Linked DNA regions of Mus musculus: all the other regions are linked to region 3. A link is a loop called in an ENCODE intact Hi-C map of the cell type or tissue named here. Cell type or tissue: left cerebral cortex. All regions are shown on one strand.

Region 1 (8,000 bases), 100 kb after region 3:
AAACACACTATTACAAGCATACATCCCAGGGCTCCCATTAGCCCTGAGGCAAGGGATCAGTGCAACTACCATTCACCCCACATAACAACCATACATATAAGGGGCACTGCCCAAGGTGGAAGGGAATCAGGAACACTCCTACAAAAAGGAAGGGGGGGGTCCATCTAGGTTGGGAGGGTATAGTGCCATTGCCCTTGGATATAATGGCAGGCCACACCCCTCAAATCCAGGTAGCATTAGCTTTAGTAGATACAGCTGAACACAATCACCCATCTGTGAAATATTTTGAATCATCTGAAAACACAGCAATCCCCTTAGCTGAAGCAGCATAGAAAAAAGGCAATTGTAGCGAAGCATTAGATGTAAAGAATTGAGGAAATACTTGAATGCGCCAACGGCATGGGTTTCAGGAACACAGAGCTCTTCAGTTCTCACTAGCGGGAGCATTCTCAGCCACAGGAACATCCACGTCCTCATAGCTCTGCTTGCCCTGATCAGCCGTTCTGGGACCCACAGTGGTTGTCGGTGATCCTGGGGAAACACAAACAGACCCTCTCCCCCAAACCAACTGAGAGCGCTCTTCTCTCACCTGATTCAGCACCTCATTACCTCTCTGGAGCTCTGCGCCACATCTTTGTCTTCTATGCAATTTCTCACTAACTTCCAGACTGGCAAATCCCCTTTTGTTAAAACCCTTTGTTCCTCTGCAAACCTCAAGTCCCAATGGTGCTTGGTGCAACTTGTCCCAAACCCGTGAACCTTAACTTGTCCCAAAGCCAGGAACCTTAACTTGTCCCAAAACCGGGAACGTTATCGTTACTTTGTGCCTGCTTTATCGCCTCTATTTTATCCGAGGTCCTTCCCATACTCCTGGGGTCGTAAGTTTCACTTACCGTGAACTTACCCTGCCGGCAAACACTGACTGCTGAAAGTTCTGAACTCGTTGGTGGGGGACCGTACGGGCCACCAATTGTCGCGTCTGCTCTCGACCAGCAAGAACAACTCGACCACCAGTCCTTCTAACAACAGTTTATTCAGCAAACTTCAGTCTTCATCTCTCTCGCTTCAACTTTCTCTCATCTTTTTCTTTCTTCCATCTTTCTCTCTCTCTGACCCGGGCCTCTCACTCTTATATACTCTCAGTCCCCATCCACTCACAGCAGGTCACGTAACCTCACCAGGCACGCAGCTTCAGCTAATCAGGGCAGTAGGGGCATGTCTCCACCAAAATGGATTTGCCAGTACCCTGGTGCACCTGCGCAGCTCTCACAATGGTTGTGGCTTATTTTCAGATGTATGAGGAAGTCAGGTGCAAGTCATAAGACTTAGCTGCAGTCCCTGGCACCTTCTTGGGACTGCTGCCACACCCGCTCCTCACACCTCTCCTCTTCCTTATTTTATTTATTTCCTCTCAGTTTTGCTTAGAGGCTCTTTGATCATCATTCTTAATACAAGTCAAGCCTGCCTGGCTCTGTTCATTATCAATAGCTATGTTCATTATCAATATAGCAAAGCCTGCGCTGATCATGCAGTTCCCTTCAAAGTGAAAATGGCTTACAGAATAGGGCATGCACATTTAGGCAGATAGAGTTTGCTCAAAGCATTTTAAAAATTGAAAAAAAAAAAATAGACAAGTCATCATATCCCATGATTAATAACATCTAAACATGGCTGTTAAAAATAGGCTCAAATGTTGTAAAACAGAGTAGCACACCAAAACCATTAAGCTTATTTTTTTAAATGACTAAGTTTTATGAATTGCTGATGAGTTTGCTAGAATATCCACAATTTCAGTCAATTTCTCATTTCTTCACTCTTGCCTGAAGCATCAACTGTACTTGGTGGAGAAGGATGAGAGCTAAAGATCCTGCTCAGCAATGCCCAGTTCCCTATACCTGCCAAAAAGCCTAGAGTTGAAAGGAGCCTGATAACCTGATACAAGTGACCTGAAGCCTGCTACAATTGTCTGACACGAGGCTCTTGGGAGGATGGTAATAAACCTAGTTGGCAGGCTGCCACTTTCCTGGAAATGGAGCATGGGAATAGAAAATGTAAAGGGAGATTAGGAAGAAAACCACAACCACAAGTCCTCTTTGTTGTTTTCATGTTGTTCAGAAAGCAGAGTGGGGGGTGGGGGCACACAGAGATGGGAGAAAACCTCACCTGGTCTATAGAGCAAATATTCATAGGACGTTTCCCTGGATTGAAACACATTGCTGTATTTTCAATAGATGATCTCTCTCTCTCTCTCTCTCTCTCTCTCTTCCTCTCTTTCTCTCTCATCCTCTCTCCCTCCCTTCCTTCCTCTGTACCTTTTTCTCCTTCCTTCCTTCCTTCCTTCCTTCCTTCCTTCCTTCCTTCCCTCTATCCCAGTGTCTCCTGAATTTACTGATGGTTGAGACCTTTATACTCTATTGGTCCTTAGTATTTCAGATAATATTTAATATATAACAAGACAAACTACACGTAAGGACATGATATTTTAATCATCTCCCTAATGACAAATGGGGTTTTATGTCATTACAAAAATTGGTGAGACAAATAGGGCAGATGTTTTTCCATCCTCCCTCCCATTCTATAGTTAAGGAATCTGAGATCTAGGGTTTTATTTTCTCAATGTTAAAAACATAATGGAATCAAATCTCATGATTCCCCAGATGGAAGTACTTGGTTTTTCTATTGCTAAGTATCTCTTCACACAGACTTTCATCTCATTGATAAGAATTTGATCATATGAACTCTTTCCATGACCACAGATGTTTCTGCCATAGAGTAAGATGTATAAATGGGCAGGTTCTCTTTCTGTGAATGACAGTGGTATGAACTATAATGAACATGTCAAATGTATAGCAGGGGCAGGCAACTACAAAGATAGAGCAGAGAATACGTTTATTCATGATTTGCTCAGTCTTTATTTCAGGTTTTAGGTAGATGAGGGAGGAACTATGAAATAACTTAATGGGTTCTCTTGGAGACATGTGATCAAGGAGCCATATTGGGGCCTAGCAAACACAGAAGTGGATGCTCACAGTCAGCTAATGAATGGATCACAGGGCTCCCAATGGAGGAGCTAGAGAAAGTAGCCAAGGAGCTAAAGGGATCTGCAACCCTATAGGCGGAACAACATTATGAACTAACCAGTACCCCGGAGCTCTTGACTCTAGCTGCATATGTATCAAAAGATGGCCTAGTCGGCCATCACTGGAAAGAGAGGCCCATTGGACTTGCAAACTTTATATGCCCCAGTACAGGGGAACGCCAGGGCCAAAAAGGGGGAGTGGGTGGGTAGGGGAGTGGGGGTGGGTGGGTATGGGGGACTTTTGGTATAGCATTGGAAATGTAAATGAGCTAAATACCTAATAAAAAATGGAAAAAAAGAAATATTGAGGCTATAGCAATTCATTGTCTATGGAAGAACTGAGAAAGACTATGATATAAGGAGAGGGGTCTACCAGGCATGTACATAGAATGGAATTAAGATACACACAGTGGGTCTGCAGTGTGGTGTATGCTATAGGGAGGTAAAACTGGATAAGTGTGGTGTATGATATAGGGAGGTAAACCTGGACAAGGACCAGCTTGTAAGGTCTTTCTAGACCAAGCTAAGGAATTTGCATTTTATCCTTTAGAGGAACCATCAGAGGATTGTAAATAGGTAAGTTGACTTATATAGGAAGAGCCTACAAAATGGTTATTTGATTTAAGCTTTTTGGAACTCAATGTAACTCTCTTGAAAATAAATTTTCACACAGTTGGAGCAATAGCTCTGACACTTTAATTTGTACCAGAATTACCTGTGGAGATTGACAGAAATATACAGAATGTTAGATAACATCAAATTGACTGGCATCGTTGGGGAATTTGCATATCTCTCAAGAGTCTTCAGAGGATGTCTAAGGTGATCATCTAGGGTCACATTTGAGAAGTGCATGAATGTTTTGGTGAAGGTTGTGGAAGAAGAATTCTAATTTATCACTAACAAATTCAGCACAAAATTTGTTTATTCTGTCAGTGGGATTACAATGAAAAATTTTCCTTCTTCCTCTTTCTTTTCCTTTTCCTTTTCCTCTTCCTCTTTTATTCTTTTAAAATCTGAACAAAGGGAGGTAACTGTCATCTGCTCTGGTGGAAAAATAATGTATTCACAAGGCTCTAGGCTCACTGCTCTACAAAGCCAGCTGGTCGCCATGACTCACCCTCAGAATGCATTTTCACATCCTAGGGGGTGTTGGGGCAAACAGCTGGCCCTCTTTGAGCTCACATCTTGGAAACCTTCCACTGTTCTTATTCCATAAATACAGACCAGTAGCTTAGCTAGGATTTCCATAAACTGTAAGATTTTTCACTAAAATTCTGTGGTGTTAGTGCAATCCTAGTGGGAGGAAGTATGTAGCAATCTGAGCTATGACTGAGAATCATCTGACAATTAATTGGGTGGAAATAAAAAGCTGGGAGCTGAGTAATAAATGAGATACAGTCCAGAGAGGGGTACTGGCTCCTATCACGGGGATTTGTTGTAAAGTAGTCTTGCTAAAACTCATTCTCTAGACCCCTGCTATACAGGGTATGGAATTCTTTGTCTCCATTGCAGACAGTATCTGAATATGTCAACAATGGTTTCAGATGAGTCTTCCAACATCAGCTGTGACTCACCCTTTCTGACCTTCAGTCCGCACTCTCATTGCAGGGAGTCTGTTTCATGAAAGATTCATGGAGAAGATTACTCCAGGGCAACGCACACAGAATGAACGATGCTGCTTTGATGTGTTAAGCTATCTTCCTTCCTTAAAGATTGCCAGGCAAAAAATAGCCATTAAAAAAAAAAAGCATTCTTAGGAAGGATGCTCGCTTGATTGGCACCAGTACTTAAATATGCATGGCAGACCTGAGATCTTTCTTCTTGTAAGTAGCAATAAAACAGTGTTCCCTGATAAATCCTGCAAAAGCATTGACATGGTCTGAGTGCTCTACTTGCAATACAGGGAGCAATGCCATCGCTCACCTGAATTACTGAAGCCCGCTAATATGTGCATGCCTCTCGTTGCTGTGTTTGCACTCCAGTTTCTTTAGAGCAGGGGTTTTCAACTGTCATGCAAGGCTTGAACCCATCATAGGCACAAAACTAAATATTTACTCCACAGATGAGAATAATCTGGACTATAACCAAACATTAGTAGTAATAGTACTGGTAGCAGCAGTAGCAGCAGCCATCCAACCCTTCCTACACTTGACACTCCTCTCAACACTTAACAATAATGCATTTAATGCTCACAAGAAACTTTACAAAATACATTGTTGTCTGTGCCATGTTCAGATAGGGAAACTGAAGTACCAAAGAGAGGGAACTTGCCTACCAACCCAGGAACTGTAAGTGGTGGCTGGGCTTCAGGACTCATGTTCTTGATAAAGTGCTAGCGTGATATAAATGCGCTCCCATCTTTTGCTTGCTCAGACACTTCTGCCTGTCCTTTATTCTCCGGTTTAAGTTTCTTCTTTTCTGCAGGCCTTTGTGCTTTTGTTCTAACAACTCCTGCAAGAAGTTGCTGCTTTGTCTGTGCTCTAGAACCTTCTCACATACACCGGGATAGTAACCACACTGTTGATATTTGCGGACGCACCCATTGTTCTGCTAGTTAATGAGAGCACGTGCTGTTATTTCTTTGTCTCTATGAGGCATAAAGAGCTAGAGACCATCTATAATTCCTATTGTTGTGCTGAGATAGCTGTTGCCTAACTCTTGGAAGATTTATAGATACATGCATTTACCCCAGATAGAGCACTTATAGACCAAAGAAATGATTCTGTCTGAATCCAGCATGGTGAATTATTGATCCTGCTGTGGTTATTTATAAGAGCTTGGATAAGAAGTTACTTACAAGAACACGTGTGAGTCTTGGGCAGCTACATCACTGATAAACTCCCACTCAGAAGGGATGATGACCTATGAGAGCTGTCTCATTGGAGACCCCCCAATCAACCTTCTCCTCCTCTTATACTGTACCTTCCCCTCACCTTTACCTGCACCCCCAACTGAGGCAGGGCCATGCGATGGATGTGCAGCTGGAGGGAAGGAGGAAGTGTCTGCAATCTAAGGTGGGGATCTGATGAGCTTCCTTCTGTGACAGTGGTTCTCAATCTCCCAAATGCAGTGACTGCTTAAAAAGTTCCTCCTGTCATAGTAGTATGCTCTGCCCCACCATAAAAAATTTTCATCATTACTTCATAAATGTAATTTTGCTACTGTTATGAATCATAGTACAAATGTTTGAGATTCAGGTTATCTGATTTGGGGTTGTGACCCACAAATTGAGAACCATTTTTCTATGAGACTATGTTTATAGGCATTATTTACCTTTTTGGGTAATCACAGTTGCACTGATGTCAAGATGGCAACAGAAATACACACACACACACAAAACGCAGTTCCACTACAGTGTATGTCTTAGTCAGGGTCTCTATTCCTGCACAAACATCATGACCAAGAAGCAAGCTGGGGAGGAAAGGGTTTATTCGGCTTACACTTCCATGCTGCTGTTCATCACCAAAGGAAGTCAGGACTGGAACTCAAGCAGGTCAGGAAGCAGGAGCTGATGCAGAGGCCATGGAGGGATGTTCCTTACTAGCTTGCCTCCCCTGGCTTGCTCAGCCTGCTCTCTTATAGAACCCAAGACTACCAGCCCAGAGATGGTCCCACCCACAAGGGGCCTTTCCCCCTTGATCACTAATTGAGAAAATGCCTTAGAGTTGGATCTCATGGAGGCATTTCCTCAACTGAAGCTCCTTTCTCTGTGATAACCCCAGCTGTGTCAAGTTGACACAAAACTAGCCAGTACAATTGACCCCTTGTCAACTTGACACACAAACACATTACTAGTAAGCCTCAACCCTTACATTCTTATTCATCCCCAAGATCTAAATAACTTTAAAAGTCCCACAGTCTTTACATATTCTTAAATTTTCAATCTTTTTAAAATATCCATCTCTTTTAAAATCCAAAGTCTTTTTACAATTAAAAGTCTCTTAACTGTGGGCTCCACTAAAACAGTTTCTTCCTTCAAGAGGGAAAATATCAGGGCACAGTCACAATCAAAAGCAAAAGTCAATCTCCAACCGTCCAATGTCTGGGATCCAACTTATGATCTTCTGGGCTCCTCCAAGGGCTTGGGTCACTTCTCCAGCCATGCCCTTTGTAGCACACGTGTCATCCTCTAGGCTCCAGATGCCTGTACTCCACTGCTGCTGCTGCTCTTGGTGGTCATCTCATGGTACTGGCATCTCCAAAACACTGCATGACCCCTTCAGTCCTGGGCCATCAATTGCAACTGAGGCTGCACTTTCACCAATGGCCTTCCATGGCCTCTCACAGTGCCAAGCCTCAGCTGCTCTGCTCAACTCCTTCATGCCTTCAAAACCAGTACCACCTGGGTGACCCTTACACATTACCAAGTCCAGCCACAGCACAAGGTACAACTTTGGCTATATCTGGAACACAGCCACTGTGCTCTCAGAAAACACTTCCCAGAAGATGTCACCTCAATGATATGATGCTGGTCTCTTCTTAATTACCGCTAATTTCTTAGCTCCAGCTAACCAGCATCAATAGTCCCAGTAATGCAAAGTTTTTGCTTTAGTAGTTCTGGTATCTTGTTAATCACAGCTGATTCTTCAGCCCCAGCTAACCAGAACTACAGAATCTTCACAATCAAAACAGCAATGGCCCTGAAAAGAGTCTTTAATTTTCCCTCTGAAATTTCACAAGCCAGGCCTCCATCTTCTGCACTGTTCTCAACATTATCTTCCAAGCTCCTACAAAACATCTGACAGAGCTCTTAACAACGAATGGATCTTCAAGCCCAAAGTTCCAAAGTCCTTCCACAGACCTCCCCAAAACATGGTCAGGTTGTCGCAGGAATACCCCACTCTGCTGGTACCAATTTGTCTTAGTCAGGGTCTCTATTCCTGCACAAACATCATGACCAAGAAGCAAGCTGGGGAGGAAA
Region 2 (8,000 bases), 320 kb after region 3:
GATTGACAAGGCTTAAACATGGGGAAGGCTTCTGGAAAAATCTTTTGATTGTCCAGCTATTGGAGGGAGGAGAGTGGGGCTTGGAGGGTCACAGAGAGAGGAGATAGGTTCTAAGGGAAGGCGCTTCTCTTTAGGAGTCAGTGGAGGTCTAGGGCCATGGCTGGCGAGGCAGTGGGCAGAACCGTAGCTGCACAGAAGCATCTCCTGAGACAAGATTGCTTCATCTTACCTGCACAACAGACTTGGGTTGCACATACGAAAGGGAGCCAAGTTACTGTTCCATGTCCACTAAGTGCGAGGTGGATGCTGAATTTGAACGAAGAAAGTCTTCCTCCCAATCTGCTTACAGACTGTGTGCCTAGGGCACACTCTTCCTAAAGGAGGTAGTTACCCTTGATAAGTTCAATTTTGGTGGTTCAAAAAGGAAAAATACTTTTTATCTGTGACTGTCCCTGAAGTCAGTACATGATGTAAATTAGACCCATTAAAGCTTTACAAACGCACCATTCTCAAGAACAATGGAAACCCGTTTCCTGTGGTTTATAATCTGGATCAGAATGGATGCTTCTCTCTCTCCTCTGGCTATTATTTCTTTGCTTGGTCCATGGAGATGAGGCCAGGAGTGGTTTTTTTTCTCCAGTGTTCAAGGAAATCTCTGAAACATGTGGCTGGAAGTGACGTTGAGCTGCAGTGTATTCTAATGGGGTAATTTACTGTGTGAAATTGGAATGGCAAAGGAAATTAATGTAATGAGTTCTTTTGATTTCCTAGGAGACTGAAGGTGAAATATATTGCTAATCTGCAACTCACCATCTGGCTGGGTTTTGAACTGGGCCTCGTTGTCAAGAATCTGGAGTTAAGGGTAGCATTTAGTTCCCTTGGCTGCCTTTAGATCACAGCTGGCCTCTCTTTCAGTGCCAGTGCTTTTGTGTGAATCTCCCAGAGCAACACCCCGAAGCCCCTGTTCCCAGTTACCTCTTTTAGACCCTGTGTTTGTCTCTATTCCATAGGGCATTCGCTCTGAGCCTGCAGGGGCCTTGATGCCACACCTGGGTCTCAGGCCACAGCTGCTCACTTGAGCTGTGGGGCTTTGACACTCTATAGCCCTTGTAAGCCACTAAGTTAATTTTGCACTCATGGACCAAACCTGAAATCCCTGATTGCCCCTGCATAGCTAACCCCTCTGCAAAAGTCACTGCTCCAGGAATTCTTATTCAAACCAGCTATTAGATCAGAGAGAGAATACTTTAGAAAAATCAGGAAGGTACATTCACAAATAGTACTTGTTTTTGGTTGCTATGCATGTTGGACCCCATGGTTTCTTTTAGCTATTTGTATTCTAGATTACTATGTCTCTCTTAACTCAAGACCATCCAAGAGCTTCGTCAGTTGCTCCTGCAGAAATGGCTTGTTGCTTCAGTTGCAAGTTACAACAGTGACACTAATGTGCCAGTAAGTAAAGAGTGCTATCTCCTGAAGAGAATAGTTTAAAAATTGGAGCTTGTCTCTATTCAGTATTGCATTTTGCTTCGTGTAATAGTTATTAAAGTGACAAACTGACTGGTCAAGTAGCTCTGGCCAATGAAGAGTCGTTGTCAAACAGAAGAAGGGGCAGGGACCTCATCTGCTGTTTTGCTGGCTTTAGGGTTGAGAATCTGGGCACCTCTTTCCCTACTGTTAACTTTTCACATGAGGCCCTTATTAACGTCTTCATTACTTGTGCTAGGCTAGCCCTTTACACATTCTTGCCTGTGTAATCCAGGATCTTCACAGTGATGTTTGTAGGGCAAATATTCCTCTTTCACTCACGGGGCCAGCAGAATAGTTTATGTCCAGTGACTCTTATGAGAATCAAAGCAGGAGAAAGCAGTTTGGGTCACCTGTCCTGACTGTTCTTTATTGCTGGAAAGCAAAGTCATTATCAGTGGAATGCCTGGCTGCGTTCTCACAAGAGTGTCTAAGTTCATGTAAGCAGTTTAAAGAACGCCCCTCTTTCTTTCTCTCCTGGACAGGTACCCACTTTACCATCCTTCCGGCAACAGAACCCGCATGTAACTGAGTGTGCGTTTGGTGAGGATGCTGAGTGCTGACTTGGTATCAGAGCGTCATAGCTACTTACTCATGGGGATAATGGCAAAATCACTAGACTCTTGATGTATGCTGGAGTGTCACACGGCATTAAGATGAATAAAGTGCATTTATGCATGATGGCACGGCTGTGATTGATGGCTAGTGACAAAGCATGACCCTGCACACTTTAGAAAAATCTTAGAAAGGTTTTAAAAACAGCTTTATAATAGTCCTCTCTATTTTTGAGGCAGGATCCTACTTCATAATCTATACTCCTTTACAACTGATTAGCTTAAAAAAAAACAACCTTGAGTTCTTTTGAGAAAAAAAAATTAGAAACTGATTTTGAAAATGTTATAGAACTGATAAGTGCCAGGACAGGACTATAGCCACCGTCTAAGAGAGGACACATGAGATTCAGGTTGGGATGGGAGCAGAACACAGAGAGAAGGCACCTTGGGCTCCAGCTGCCTTGTGGAACTCTGGTGACACTTGAGCAGAGCTGCCTGGTGCTTTGATCTCTGGTTTCCAGTTGTGCATCTGAGTGGACACTCCTTCATTACCTAGTCTGAGCCTGCTGTCCCTCCTGAGCCCGCATGGTGGTCAGCCAGGGCGCCCAAGGACATCTCACCTCTTATGGTCTCACCGTGGCTGTCTCAGAGCACTCTTGGACCATTGAGAAAATCCCTGTGTGACTGACTTTTGGCTATTGTCTGCTCCCCATGGCTTCCTGTCCCCTCTGTTCACCCTTTCACTAATGCCATTCATTAGCCCTGTTCTCTGCTCGCCTATGTTCTCACTGACCCTGTTGCTTCTGGGATGCAATCTCCAGTTTAAAGTGGTAATGAGAAGCCGTGCCTACTTCTCTCACCTTCCTCACACAGTAGGTCTAATTAATGTCAGCCCAAATAAAATCTTGACTTCTTTACACACGTGTTTCCTTTCCCGTGGGGATAGAGGATGTGGGCAGGAAAGGTTGGTCAGGACGGGGAGTCACAGTAGCTCGCTGTTGCTAAGTCCTTACTGCCTTACCCACCTTTCTGGAAACTGACGTCCACAATCTCTTGTTTTGAAGTATCCATTTAAAAATCAACATATTTCATGGAACATAGGCTTTTTAGTGTCTTTCGGTATTTTTTTTGTTGTTGTTGTTTTATTTTATTTTATAAATATTCTTGTCTGTATGCTTCAGAAGGGCAGGGAATTCATAGAGGGGATTTGAGGATCTGGCATTGATCTGTGTCTTTGTCTGTTCACAGTCTGTAAACATCGTCTTTATAGAATAGATGTTGTTCTAAAAATACCACATTGACCAAGCAGCCTTTATTTGTTTTGACTAAATTTAGTATTAGTATTAGAATGATGAAGAGAACAGACATAAAAGTGAAGGGTCTTGCAGCTACTCATTGTAAGATCACCATGCAGTCTTCCCACCCTTCTGTCCCATGAATTTAGCTGTATTATCTTCTAGTATTGAATATAATAAATGACCACCATTAAATCATAGGAGTTGCTTAAACCAAATTTTCAAAGCATGATTAAAGGTAATGCTTAAAGCAGACCTAAGGTAATAGACTATCGTTTGGCTCCCTCTAGTGGTGCATGTTTACATGACAAGTCAAGCTGTATGATTTCTGTCATCTGGGTTTTCCAGCTCCAGGGGGAAAGGGACATGGGCGGGGAAAGACTGTAGTTATTCTCAGTGTTGACAGATCAAAGACAGAAAGTGAAGTATTTTGTAAATCAACAGTTGTCATACAATTATCTCCAAAGAACAAAATAAATTGCCATTAAGATGCACATTAAAGTAGCAGGAATAATATTTTATTGCTGTGTTGTTTTTCTTGCTAAGAGGGCCTAAGACCACAGCATACAACACAACCAGAAGCAGGGTGTTCTCTGGGGTTCTGTAGCACTGACTCATCCCAATGGTGTGTGTCTCAAACCCTACTTTAGCCAGAGGTCTGAGGACTACTTATTCCAGATGTTTTTAAAAAACTAGACTTTTCACTTAGAAACACATAATTTTGGCATCTTCAAATATCAGTAATTTTTATTTCCTAGTGTTTCAGCAGGAGGTTAGGGTTAAACCGCAGAGTTTTGGAGCCACTAGCTTTGCTCCCCTGGTCTCCAGGTCGCTTGCTTCACTTTACCCCTAGGAACCATTAAAAGCATCCCCTCTGTCCTTATGCTCTTGTTAAAAATGATGAAGCCGTGTTTGGTTTATTTTTAAGTTAACAAGTCTATATACATGTCATGTAGAACATGCTGTTTTGAGCTAACTGTGCACTGTGGAGTGTTTAGACAGAACCGACTGATGTGTGTCTACTCTACTTCATTTTTTTTAATGCTACCATGCCACGCCTATTCTTTTCACAATTTTCAAGAATCCAAGAATTCACAGGAGATTGCTATTTATAGTCAATATGTAATTACAATTTCCCATGTAGTTAATTTTATTTTCTATAATAAAACTTCACAAACATTTGATGGACATTCTCACCCCACCCCCGCCAATAACTTAACGCGGAAGTTAATTAGCTGTTCTTATTTATGTTTTATAGAGGTGGGTTCACCTGAGTGAACAAGGCTCCCAATGGGCTCCCTCCTGAGCCAGGAGTTTGGAGACCCCATTTATGGGACTGGTACCCCGCAGAGGCTCATTTGAGGGATGGAGATCCTTGCTCACGCTTCTGTCCTGGGGCTGAGGCTTTTTAGAGGACACTACCTCAATCCAGACAGATGCATCTTCCCCCATTGCCGTTCTTACTCAAAAAGAATCACATAGCAGATCCTCCTTTGCTGCGCTTGATTTTGAGAGTTTGAGCCATCATGTTTATCATTAAAAAAATGCAGTTAATGAGAAAATGAATTCTGGATCTAGATGGTTTCCTCAGTGAGTTTCTGCCAAACGATTGAAATGAAAGAGGAGTGAGATTACTAAATACAGATGCTAAAACTGTCAGCAGAGCACGCTTGGACTTAGGTACTGAAATACATAATCGAAAGTAATTTAGAGCAGAAAAGTTCTTGAAAGCACTAAGCAATTTCTTTTAGTGATTATAAAGAATTGCTACCTTTGAACCATTTATTTCACATGTACTGTGTTATTTCATCCTTACAATAATCTAATGATCATTAGCTATTCTTTGAAGACCTATCTAGAGGAAGAAGCCAACACTAGCGAGTTTAGGCAGTTGCTTAGAATTAGCTGGCTAATGAATGTGAAACCCGGATTTGATCTTGCGTGATCAGGCTAAGAACTGGCACGCTCAACCATTTTGCTGCTCAGTGATGCCTGCTGAGCTGTGGAAATATGTGATATCTGTGTGGCCCAAAACGTGACAGAAACGGTGATGACTGAGTGCCTAGAGCCAGGCCAGGTCAGCCATGGAAATACAATGTATGAGTTTTTTTTTTTTTTTAATTTTATTAGGTATTTTCTTCATTTACATTTCCAATGCTATCCCAAAAGTCCCCCATACCCCCCCCCACTTCCCTACCCACCCACTCCCACTTCTTAGTCCTGGCGTTCCCCTGTACTGAGGCATATAAAGTTTGCATGACCAATGGGCCTTTCTTTCCAGTGATAGCCAACTAGGCCATCTTTTGATACATATGCAGCTAGAGACACAAGCTCCGGGGGTACTGGTTAGTTCATATTGTTGTTCCACCTATAGGGTTGCAGTTCCCTTTAGCTCCTTGGGTACTTTCTCTAGCTCCTCCATTGGGAGCCCTGTGATCCATCCAATAGCTGACTGTGAGCATTCACTTCTGTGTTTGCTAGGCCCCAGCATAGTCTCCCAAGAGACAGCTATATCAGGGTCCTTTCAGCAAAATCTTGCTAGTGTATGCAATGGCTGATTATGGGATGGATCCCCGGATATGGCAGTCTCTAGATGGTCCATCTTTTCGTCTCAGCTCCAAACTTTGTCTCTGTAACTCCTTCTATGGGTGTTTTGTTCCCAATTCTAAGAAGGGGCAAAGTGTCCACACTTTGGTCTTTGTTCTTCCCAAGCTTCATGTGTTTCGCAAATTGTATCTTATATCTTGGGTATTCTAAGTTTCTGAGCTAATATCCACTTATCAGTGAGTACATATCATGTGAGTTCTTTTGTGATTGGGTTACCTCACTCAGGATGATGTCTTCCAGGTCCATCCATTTGCTTAGGAATCTCATAAATTCATTTTTTTAATAGCTGAGTAGTACTCCATTGTGTAAATTTTTTAAAAACAAATTTTAAGTTAAATAGCTTCACATATCTAGCGAGTACTAATTGAGGAATACAGATTTATTTGATTTTTAAGATATTCCAGTATAAGGTACAAAATATATGGGGTTAATGTGTTTAACTCTCCACTTTACTGGGAGGGGACTGTCACTCGCCTGTATTAGTAATCTGAATTAAGTCATAAAATTAACAGAAAAGAAACACAGGCACTGTCTGAGCTTTTAAGCTTCCCAGTCATGACTCTTCCCATTTTGCACTTTTGGAACCTATACATTTATATTTTCATCATTGTTAATATTGAATGGGAAAGCTGTTGCTTTTGAGGCAAGTGTTGAACTTTATTAAGTACAATAAACATTTTCTTCTTTTCCCCCCAGGTTATAGAAACATTATCTCGGCTATCCCGAACACCAATAGCATTGGCCACAGGAATCAGGTCAGTCTGAGCCTCTGTGTTTCCCGTCTCCCGTGTAGTTCAGTGCAATGTCATTTCCTGAATGGTTATTGTTTGCAAAGCTCTTTGTGCTTAGTACTTTAAGTGTCACATGCACATTTGAGATTTATTGAGCAATTAAGAACTTATTATTCATAGAACTGAGTGAGGCTCAACATTGTGCTCAGTTTTCTGGTGACTGTCACTGGTTATGGCTCTCTCTAAAAAATTCCTCAGCATTTCTATATGTATAATTCATTAAGATAAATGCAAATGTTTTAATACATAAATATTTAAAAATATAATGTGTTTGCTTCCTGTAGAAGAGACCAGAACAATAACTCACAACTTTTATGAGTTTAAGGAACAATCAGACAAGCATTAAATGATAGATACACAAAGATGTGTGTTAAAGATTGGGTAAGATATGGAAAACTCAGAAGTAGTTTGTTTGTCTATGTCATCTCTGTGCAGTGGTAAGCCTGAAAGTAGAGATATGTCTGTTGTTTACGATTTTTCTTAGATTTTTGCCCTCAAGTAGGAGCAGTCTGTAAAAAACATAAGAAACGGGAAATAAGGAAGATATAGCCAGGCCACCTGGAGATAGAAGTGTTGGTTCATACCTGATTTCTTCAAGGGTTTGCCTTCTCGTCTCCATGTATGATAGGGCTTTGTCTCTGCCTTTTGGCTTCATGTTTTTGTGCCAAGGTCACATCATATTCTGAGGGTGGGAATCCAAGTGTGTCTCCAAGGAGTGTTCAACGCTGGCTCGGGGCCCAGATCCTGGATGCACCGCAGTGGTCTCAGGGAGGACATCCTGCAGACCCTTTCTCAGAAATGCGCCATGAGTTTATCAGTTTTCCGTAGAAATAGTTTGTCAGCTGGCTGACTCTTCAGTTCCTTCTAATATGCTCTTCGATGGGGAGTAGCCGTCCATATCTGTATATATGTTGTGTCATTGTATTTAAGGAGTAGATTTTGAAACAGACATGGCCTGCTTTGTATGTATTTGGTTCTCAAAGTATACCTTTCACAATTTTTTTCCTTTTAAAATTATCTTGTCATTATTAAAGTACTGTATGTACTGTAATAATGTAGGTCCCTGTGCTATCTTAAGTATTAAATTAATTAATAATATATTCAAAGTTAAAATGGTTTTAAATAATAAAAATATAACAAAAAGTATGTCTTCCAATGAAACTCTTTAGTTTTAGTTTGATGGATCTTTTTATAAACATGAAAGAAGCATGCTTAATATCAAAGAG
Region 3 (8,000 bases):
CTTCAATAGTAGTATATATTCATCTACCTGTTTTAATGAAAGGCTCAATCTGCATAATATTCATCTACATATTCACTTGCCTCAAGATTTAGGAAGATGACAGAAAATTTGTAATATCAAGAGCATTTCCTTTTTTTAAACTAAAGCTGATTTTGTAGTCTTTTATGATTTATTTTAAAACTTAGAAAAATATTATTTTTTCTATAAGAAGATGTTTGATAGTCTTAGCCTGGCAATATTGGCACATGCCTTTAGTTCTAGCACTCAGGAGGCAGAGGTGGGCATATCTCTGAGTTTGAGGCCAGCCTGGTCTACAGAGAGAGTTCCAGGGCAGCTAGGGGCACACAGAGAAACCCTGTCTCCAAAACAAAACAACCCCAACCAAACAAAAAAGATAGTTTTAATGTTTTAAGATTTAGTCCATATACTCATTTGGTTTCTGGTAATTTCTATATAGTTGCTTTCTGAAAAGTCTAGTGAAAATCTTTACCTTTAAACCTACCTACCTCTTTTTTTTTTTGAACCAAAGAGAAAGATGGCCTGTGTTTATGAAACTTATTCTAAAACACAGCTTGGTTTGTACTACGGATGCCTGCATTGTCTTGGTATTTTTGTACTATATAAAGAAAGGAGGGGACTCTGCTTCATCTTCGGGGTTATTGTATTTTGGAGTAATACCTAGAATGACAATATTAAGGTACATGATTCACACCTTTTTTAAAATGTGTAACAATTATGGAAATGCATATTACTGTTAATGTCTTTGGAATTTTAAGTTGATAAAAACTATGAAAATGGCCATACTTCATTATGAAATTGAATCGTCTCCCAGTGAACATGTGTAAGGTATGACTGATTTATCTGTACATCTTGTATCTTTTTTGGGGAAAAAACCCTCCTATTGAACACAGCTTATTCTGATATTGCTACATAGTCACTGCTCATTTGTATTAAATATATTTGTCTGTTTTTAAAATGGCTTGTTTTCTAATTGTCCTAGCTCCTCTCTGTTGCTGTGACAAAACACTCTCAAGCAAATCAACTTAGGGAGGAAAGGGCTATTTCACCTTATGGGATACCGTCTGTCACTGAGAGAAGTCAGAGCAGGAAGAAACAGGAACCATGTGGGCTCTTTCCATTTGCAAATGGTAGTGAAGACAGCTGCCCACAGACATGCCCACAGGGACTACCAGAGACATGCCCACAGGCAATACCTCAGTTGAGACTCTTTGCTTTGACAGTTGACAGAACTAATTAGGACACTCATTTTGAAAAGAATTTATAAATAATACATTTTTTTCTTTTTTGGTGTCATGCATTTATAACACCAACGCGGGTTTGAAACAATATACTTTACAGACTGGTTCCCGAGAGTCTTTCTCAACCTTTTGCCTTTCCTGAGCTGCTATGGGTACTGTGCATTTGGGTACAAGGCACTGTTTCACATGGTACTCAACGCCTGACCTTAAGAGCAAGGATTATAGCCCAAGGGGTTTCCAGGACCAAGAAAATTACAAGGTTGCAAGATTAGCATGGCACATCTTGGAAGGGAGGGGTGTTTTTTTTACCTTAAAATTATGGGAAACAGAACACCAGTAAGTTTACTTGTGAGTAATTGAGTAAAGTTTTCTGATACAAATTATAGAATCTGATTCATAAAAATGAAACAAGAGTGTGGAGATGAATGGACACAAGCCTTACTAATATTGGAAAGAGCAAAGAGGCAGGGGTAGTGGCCATAAGAAGAAGGGACATGAAGGAGGCCAGGCCAATGCTGATGGCTGGTGGGAAGTGAGCCCAGAGGCAGGTAGTCATGGAAGATGAGGGAAGGCTTCAGGAAGGCGATTAGCTATACAGTTCTCCTTTTCTACTTCCTGGTTCTACAGATGTTCCTTAAACAAGATCTAAATGTCTTTACACTGGGGTTGTAATGGGAAATGGTGGGTAAAGGCCTGTTTCTGATAAACATGTTTCCATTGCAGACAGAATAGGTCCCTACTCTTCGGGTCCCCCTGTCTGCCTGTTCCCTGGGTAGTCTCTCCATCTCTAGGAAGAAGGTAAAATTTTAAAGAGAATTAATTTAGAGACATTAAAATCTACACCTTTCCCTACAAATCACAGAGACTCTCACTTGTAGATTTTCACGGGGCTATAGCTGTTCCTGCTGATTGCTTTGGGTCTACCCTCACTCAGTTCTTTTTTCCTCACACAAAGTTTGCCATATTGGGAAAAAGTTTTTCATTCACTTCTTCTAAGTTTGGCCTTATCCTGTTTTGTGTTGACACCCATGAAGACAATAACAAACAAGTAGTGTTATTTTGTCATTCATGAGGGTGGAGTTGGAATGGAACTATTGAAGGGTTTTGAGGCATTCTGAGATACCCTTCAAACCAAGCCTGTCACAGACTCATGGCATTTTCTAGACATCCCTGTCTTCCAATGAGTTACCCATGTCTCAGAGCAGGTTAGTCTGAGTTCTATCTATAAGTGTTCTCCCCTGTAGACATACATCCCTCAGCCAGTCGATGTTATCTTGAAACAGGTGCCCACAGGAATCTTGGTGTGCGACATTGTCATGCAAGCAACTTAAATCTGTCAGGAGACTCCTATATCACTTAACAACCGAAGCAGTGGGCGGGGGATCCTGGCCTCTCTGGACAGCAGTCACTGTCCACATTGGTCAATGCCAAGAAACCTTTTACACCAGTATCCATGTATCTGATTCAGCCATTGTGCTATGCTTAGAATGGGCTCTATTGAGATGACACAGGGCTAGAACCTGGCAATCTGTCTCCTTTGCTATCACTGGGTTTCCCCCTTTCCTCTGTGATGTTGAGAGATTTCCTTTGCTCGCTTCTCTGGGACCCTGACATCTACTCTACTGGGAGTGTATGTGTTCCTGAAGACAAAAGAGCCTTCCACTGAAAATGACTTCTGTTCCCACATTCACACGTCACAGAGGGGAGGGAATGCTAACTCGTCGTCGTGGCTGGAGATGAGAGAGATGGGAACATAGAGATACCAAATCTCAGACTGTCTCTAGGTTGCTGCACTGTGTCTCAGGATGAAACCTCTGTTGCCACACGGCAGGGAGCTCCGCACTCAGAAGGGGTCCTTACTAGCATTTGTTTAACATAAGCAACAGACCATTCTATCCACAGAGTGTCCAAATCCCCCGGCATCCCTGGTGTGTGGCGATGTGATGTCACAGCAGATAGCTCGATAGACAGCGTCCAGGTAGAAGAGCCAATGGAGGAAGAGTCCGCCCCCACCCACAACCCATCTATTAGAGTTGCAACTAGGAAGCAAACCTAGAATTGGGAAGGATGCTTCTGGACTGTGCTATCAAAGATATACGGTGCCTGTATCTCTTTTAATAGAAATTAATAGCAATCATTTAGTACAAGCTGGAAAAATACCACAAATGAAATGAGAAGAAATCAGGAACAGCCACGTGGGCTCTAGCTCTGACGTCATCAATTGCATGGGACTGTATCAGTCATCTCCAAAAGACGATCTGCATTATTTATTACATGGATGTGAAGAGTTAGAAAATGCTCTTTGCGTGGGAGTTTGCAACATGTATGTTACTTTCATCATCACGCCAGAGGCTAAGTATACTCCGTACCTCACACTGTTTCTGTTCAGAGTGGGAAAAAAAAAAAGCACCCAGGATACACAGGTTGCTGTCAAATAAAAACACTCCACTTTACACGACAGCGCTTCACCAGGAGGCTTCAACGTGGTGGTACTGTGCTGTTTCCATTAGTAGAAAAGAATATTTTGTGACTTGGCTTTGAATGCCACCACCACCTGGTGGTGTACTATTTATTCTATTAATCTACCCAGCATCAACAGAAGTTTGGACCGTGAAGCCCTGTTATATTTGGCTGTAGAACCACATATTTTTTAAAAGCTTGTTATTTAAAAGCAACAATCAGTCATTGTACATATTTATGGGGCCCAATGTGGACTCCACAGTTATTTCTTGAGGCCAGTAAGGGTTTGTTCACTGCACGTAACATCAGTGGCCTCTGTGTTCCACTAGGTGGCAGACGTCTCTCAGCGAGCGCCGGAGCCGTTTGGTACCTGGGAAAGGACAAAGCCTTCCAACTTTTGCTTTTTCCCTTTGCTATGACCTGGAAAATCACTGGGCTACCTTGGAGGCCGAATTTAGATTTCCTGCTCAAACCACCGTTACCCTATTTAGAGGAGTGAAATTAGGGTCAGCCTGTTACCATTCCAGGAGAGGAGACGACAGAGAAGCCTTTCATGGGCTCCTCTGAAGAGAAGGGCTTGTTCTTGCTTTTAACGATATTTTCCCCAAACCAGAAAGATGCCATATTTTAAAAGTGAAATTAAACACGATTGAAAGAACAAACAAGGCTGCTGATGTAGTGAGCTGTGGGTACACGTTCACAACCTGGCAAATATTGCTGGGATATTTATGTGGGTAAATATTTTTTTCATTTCCCAAAATCAGTTGAGAAGTGTCATTGTAACTCAAGCTTATGACACCAGTGTGGAAATAAAAATAAATTAAGCAATTAATAACATGCTCCCAAAATTTATTTTTTTCTGATCATTTTTTTTGGGGGGGTGGGATGGGGTTTTCGTTTTTTTCTACAGGAGTTGTAAGCATTGATTTTGTGGCATACTCTGGTCGATATGTTTTACAAGAAATAAGAATTGAGGGGCTGGGGATGGCTCAGTTGATAAAGTGCCTACTGTGTGAGTATGAGGACTTGAGACCCCAGCACCCAGGCGCAGCTGTCCAATGCTAGACATGGGCAGGTCTCTAGGCTTGCTGGCCAGCCAGTTTAGCTGAATCCCGGGGCTCCAGGTTCAGTGAGAGACTCACTCAAAAACTAAGGTGCAGAGCAATTGAGGAAGACATCCAGTGTTGACTTCTGGCCTCCATGCACATGTGCGCACACACCAAGTGCATACACACCCCGTGCTCCCATACCTACAGGGAAATAAAAAAGGGGTTTCTCCATAATAGATTCTTGCTGTGTTCCTGGAACACTAAGCTCAGTAGAGGAATTCATTTGGAAAATCACGCAACTCAAATTGCATCCTGTCGTTAACCTGGGATTCCTTTTGGTTCAAGAAACAAGTAGAAAAAGATATTCTGGTAGCTAGGTGTGGAGGGACAGGCTGAAGCACAAGTACTTGGGAATTGGAGACAGAGAGATTAAGAATTCAAGGTCATTTTTGGCTAGGTAGCAAGTTTGAGGCCAACCTGTGATACAAAACAGTATCAACTAATGACAGTAACAGACAAGTGAACAAACAGACAGAAACACCCAATAAACCCTTTTGCTTCCACCACAGATGTTTTGATCAGAGGGGGGGACCCTCCCTCCCCCCCCCCCCAGAAATTAGGACGTGAAGGAGAAATGTCAGACCAGGGTGACCACTCAGGTTTCTTACGAAGCTCCCTTCTGAAGACAGGGATGGAAGAAGGGTGTGTGGAGGAAGGTGTAGGTGCAGGCTGTCTCTTCCTTCTTCCTCTCATTCTCCTGTTGTTTTGATTTTTAACTGTAAGGCCTGGGGATTAGACCTAGGGCCTTGTGCCTGTCTGGCAAGCAGTCTACCACTGAGCTACTGCCCCATGCATCCCCCCCCCCCCACAAACCCCCATTCCCCGACCTTGACCCCTGATCCCTTCTCTCTCTTTCTCTCTGGACTCACTACAGAGATTAGCCTGGCCTGGTGCCTGCAGGTTGTTTAACCTCCTTAGCCTTGCCCTGTGTTTTCAGTTTCAGTTCACAGGAAAAAAAAAAAGAAAGCTGTGCTTTAAATGGAAATACCCAGCCCAGTGAGAGCTGAGAGTGTGAGCTTCTCTGTAGTGGGAAGATAGTCTCAGCAAAAGAGCAATGTTTAAAAGTTCTAAAAGACTTTAATCAATGTGAGAAATCAAAGATTAGACAAGATTCAAGTGATGGCTCAAAAAGAGGCTAGGGTATGCTTATATACATCCCAGTTTTAATACGTTTTATTTATTTATTTATTTATTTATTTATATTTATTTTTATTAGGTATTTTCTTTATTTACATTTCCAATGCTATCCTAAAAGTCCCCCATACCCTCTCCCCCACTCCCCTACCCACCCACTCCCACTTCTTGGCCCTGCCGTTCCCCTGTACTGAGGCATATAAAGTTTGCACGACCAATGGGCCTCTCTTTCCACTGATGGCCAACTAGGCCATCTTCTGATACATATGCAGCTAGAGACACGAGCTCTGGGGGGGGGGGTACTGGTTAGTTCATATTGTTGTTCCACCTATAGGGTTGCAGACCCCTTTAGCTCCTTGGGTACTTTCTCTAGCTTGTTTTATTTGTTTTAATATTGGAATATTGTCTTTGTGTATGATACCCAAACGGTTTAACATTTAAATGTTGATTAATACTAGTTATTTTTAACTTCCTAGCACAGCGGTTTGGAAACTTGACCACACAAGAACTACCTGGAGTGGTTTTAAAAACAACAACGACAACTGGTAGCATTTTGTTTAAGTTCGGCCCCAGTTACCTGGCAATGGCCAGGTATGCCTGACTCACTATAAAAGGGGCTGCTTTCCCCTCCTCTGCTCTCTCTCCTCCTCCTCCTCTTCCTCTTCTTCCTCCTCCTCCTTCTCCTTTTCCTCCTCCTCCTTCTCCTCTTCCTCCCCCTCCTTCTTCTTCTTCTTCTTCTTCTCTCTCTCTCTCTCTCTCTCTCTCTCTCTCTCTCTCTCTCTGTCTCTACTACCCTCTCAACTCCCCTCCCCATGCCCTGAATCAACTCTATTCTATAATACACTGTTGTGTGGCTGGTCCCTCGGAAAGAAGGGATGCCTCAGTATGGGCCCTTGGAGGCACCTGCTTCCCCCATACCTGACTACTCCTCCATCAAACATATTCCCTTTCTCTTTTTATGAACACAACAACAACAACAACAACAACAGCAACAACAACAACAACAACAACATCTAGCCAAGGTAGCCTAGGGAATGCTCAATCGAACACCCAATTAAATATCCAATCCAATGCTCAAGCCTCATGTGTCAGCACCCTACTCCAATGTTCTGGGATTATTGGCAAGTGACAACACACCCAGCTGGTAGCAGGCGGCTTGGCTTTTAAAACTATTTACTCTTACCCCAGGGCAAAGAGATCTGAGGGTGGAAGAGAACCTGATGCCCCAGGTGATTCTGGTGTTGAGCCTCGGAGGAGAGTCCTTGAAAATTGCTTTTTCTCTAAACGTTGTGTGCAACGTTTTTTTTTATATTTGTAGTTTGGATCAAATAACTGTAAATGAAGTATGGTGTTTTCCAGTGCCCTTTTAGGCAGCAGACTGGTTAGATAGGGGACGAGCAACTGTTGAGTTAAGAGTGAGTCTAGGCTTTTGGCCCAAGAAAGAATGAAAAAGTTGCCTGTCATGCAGATGGAGAAGCAGTGTGACTAACATGGTTAGAGCAGAGACCCCTAGTTTTGGATATAAAAAAAACTGAGGCTGAAACCAATCTGGGCTACATAGCTGACTCTTCTTTTTCTTCTTCTACTTTTTTTTTTTTTTTAATGGCACCTCCAGGTGGTTCTTATGCAATCAAGTTTGGAGCCGCTGTGTTAGGGACTGGAAACAAAACAAAACAAAACAAAACAACCAAAACACAAAAAACAAAACAAAACAAACAAATAAAAAACCATGGTAGAAATCATTACAAATTCAGGTCAACATTTCAGGCCAGCAGTTGTGGATTTCTAAATGCATCATTTGGCAGTCATGAGCATCTAAATGCTATTTAAAGCCATGAAGTCAGACGATCCCCTAAGGAGTAAGTAGAGGTGGTAGGTAAGGATGATGATTGAGAGGTCCTAGGAGGTGAGAGAGTGGAGGAGAGGGAGTTAGGTGAAGAGGGGCAGCTAGCAGGTGAGGCATCTTTCCCTCCAGATGAGGACAGAGAACAAGTCTGCCCCACCTTCCCCCCGCTCTGTGGCTCTGCTATGAGAAGAT

The links. Peaks named below come from ENCODE experiments on the same cell type or tissue, not always from the same donor. Only the 100,000 strongest peaks of a DNase experiment are listed, where the experiment ranks them.
Region 1: it touches region 3 in a loop (5-fold over the local background); 2 of 42 quality-filtered maps call a loop at or near these places.
Region 2: a loop joins it to region 3, with 10 times the contacts of the local background. A loop is called at or near these places in 37 of 42 quality-filtered maps.

What each region holds. Positions count from the first base shown.
Region 1 is chr3:109,269,001-109,277,000 of GRCm38, forward strand. No RefSeq gene overlaps it. Among named protein-coding and RNA genes, the nearest start is that of Vav3, 68 kb to the right of the region's middle. In left cerebral cortex, a CTCF peak has its summit at 4,359; DNase peaks (open chromatin) are centred at 3,860, 4,234 and 4,634; H3K27ac peaks cover 585 bases.
Region 2 is chr3:109,488,099-109,496,098 of GRCm38, forward strand. It overlaps Vav3 (vav 3 oncogene), which reads left to right. Exons shown (of 27, transcript NM_020505.2): 3 at 6,680-6,738. Among named protein-coding and RNA genes, the nearest start is that of Vav3, 150 kb to the left of the region's middle. In left cerebral cortex, a CTCF peak has its summit at 3,682 (motif pointing left); a DNase peak (open chromatin) is centred at 3,665.
Region 3 is chr3:109,167,482-109,175,481 of GRCm38, forward strand. It overlaps Slc25a24 (solute carrier family 25 (mitochondrial carrier, phosphate carrier), member 24), which reads left to right. Exons shown (of 10, transcript NM_172685.3): 10 at 1-928. Among named protein-coding and RNA genes, the nearest start is that of Slc25a24, 48 kb to the left of the region's middle. In left cerebral cortex, a CTCF peak has its summit at 4,045 (motif pointing right); DNase peaks (open chromatin) are centred at 4,063 and 5,807; H3K4me3 peaks cover 241 bases; H3K27ac peaks cover 195 bases.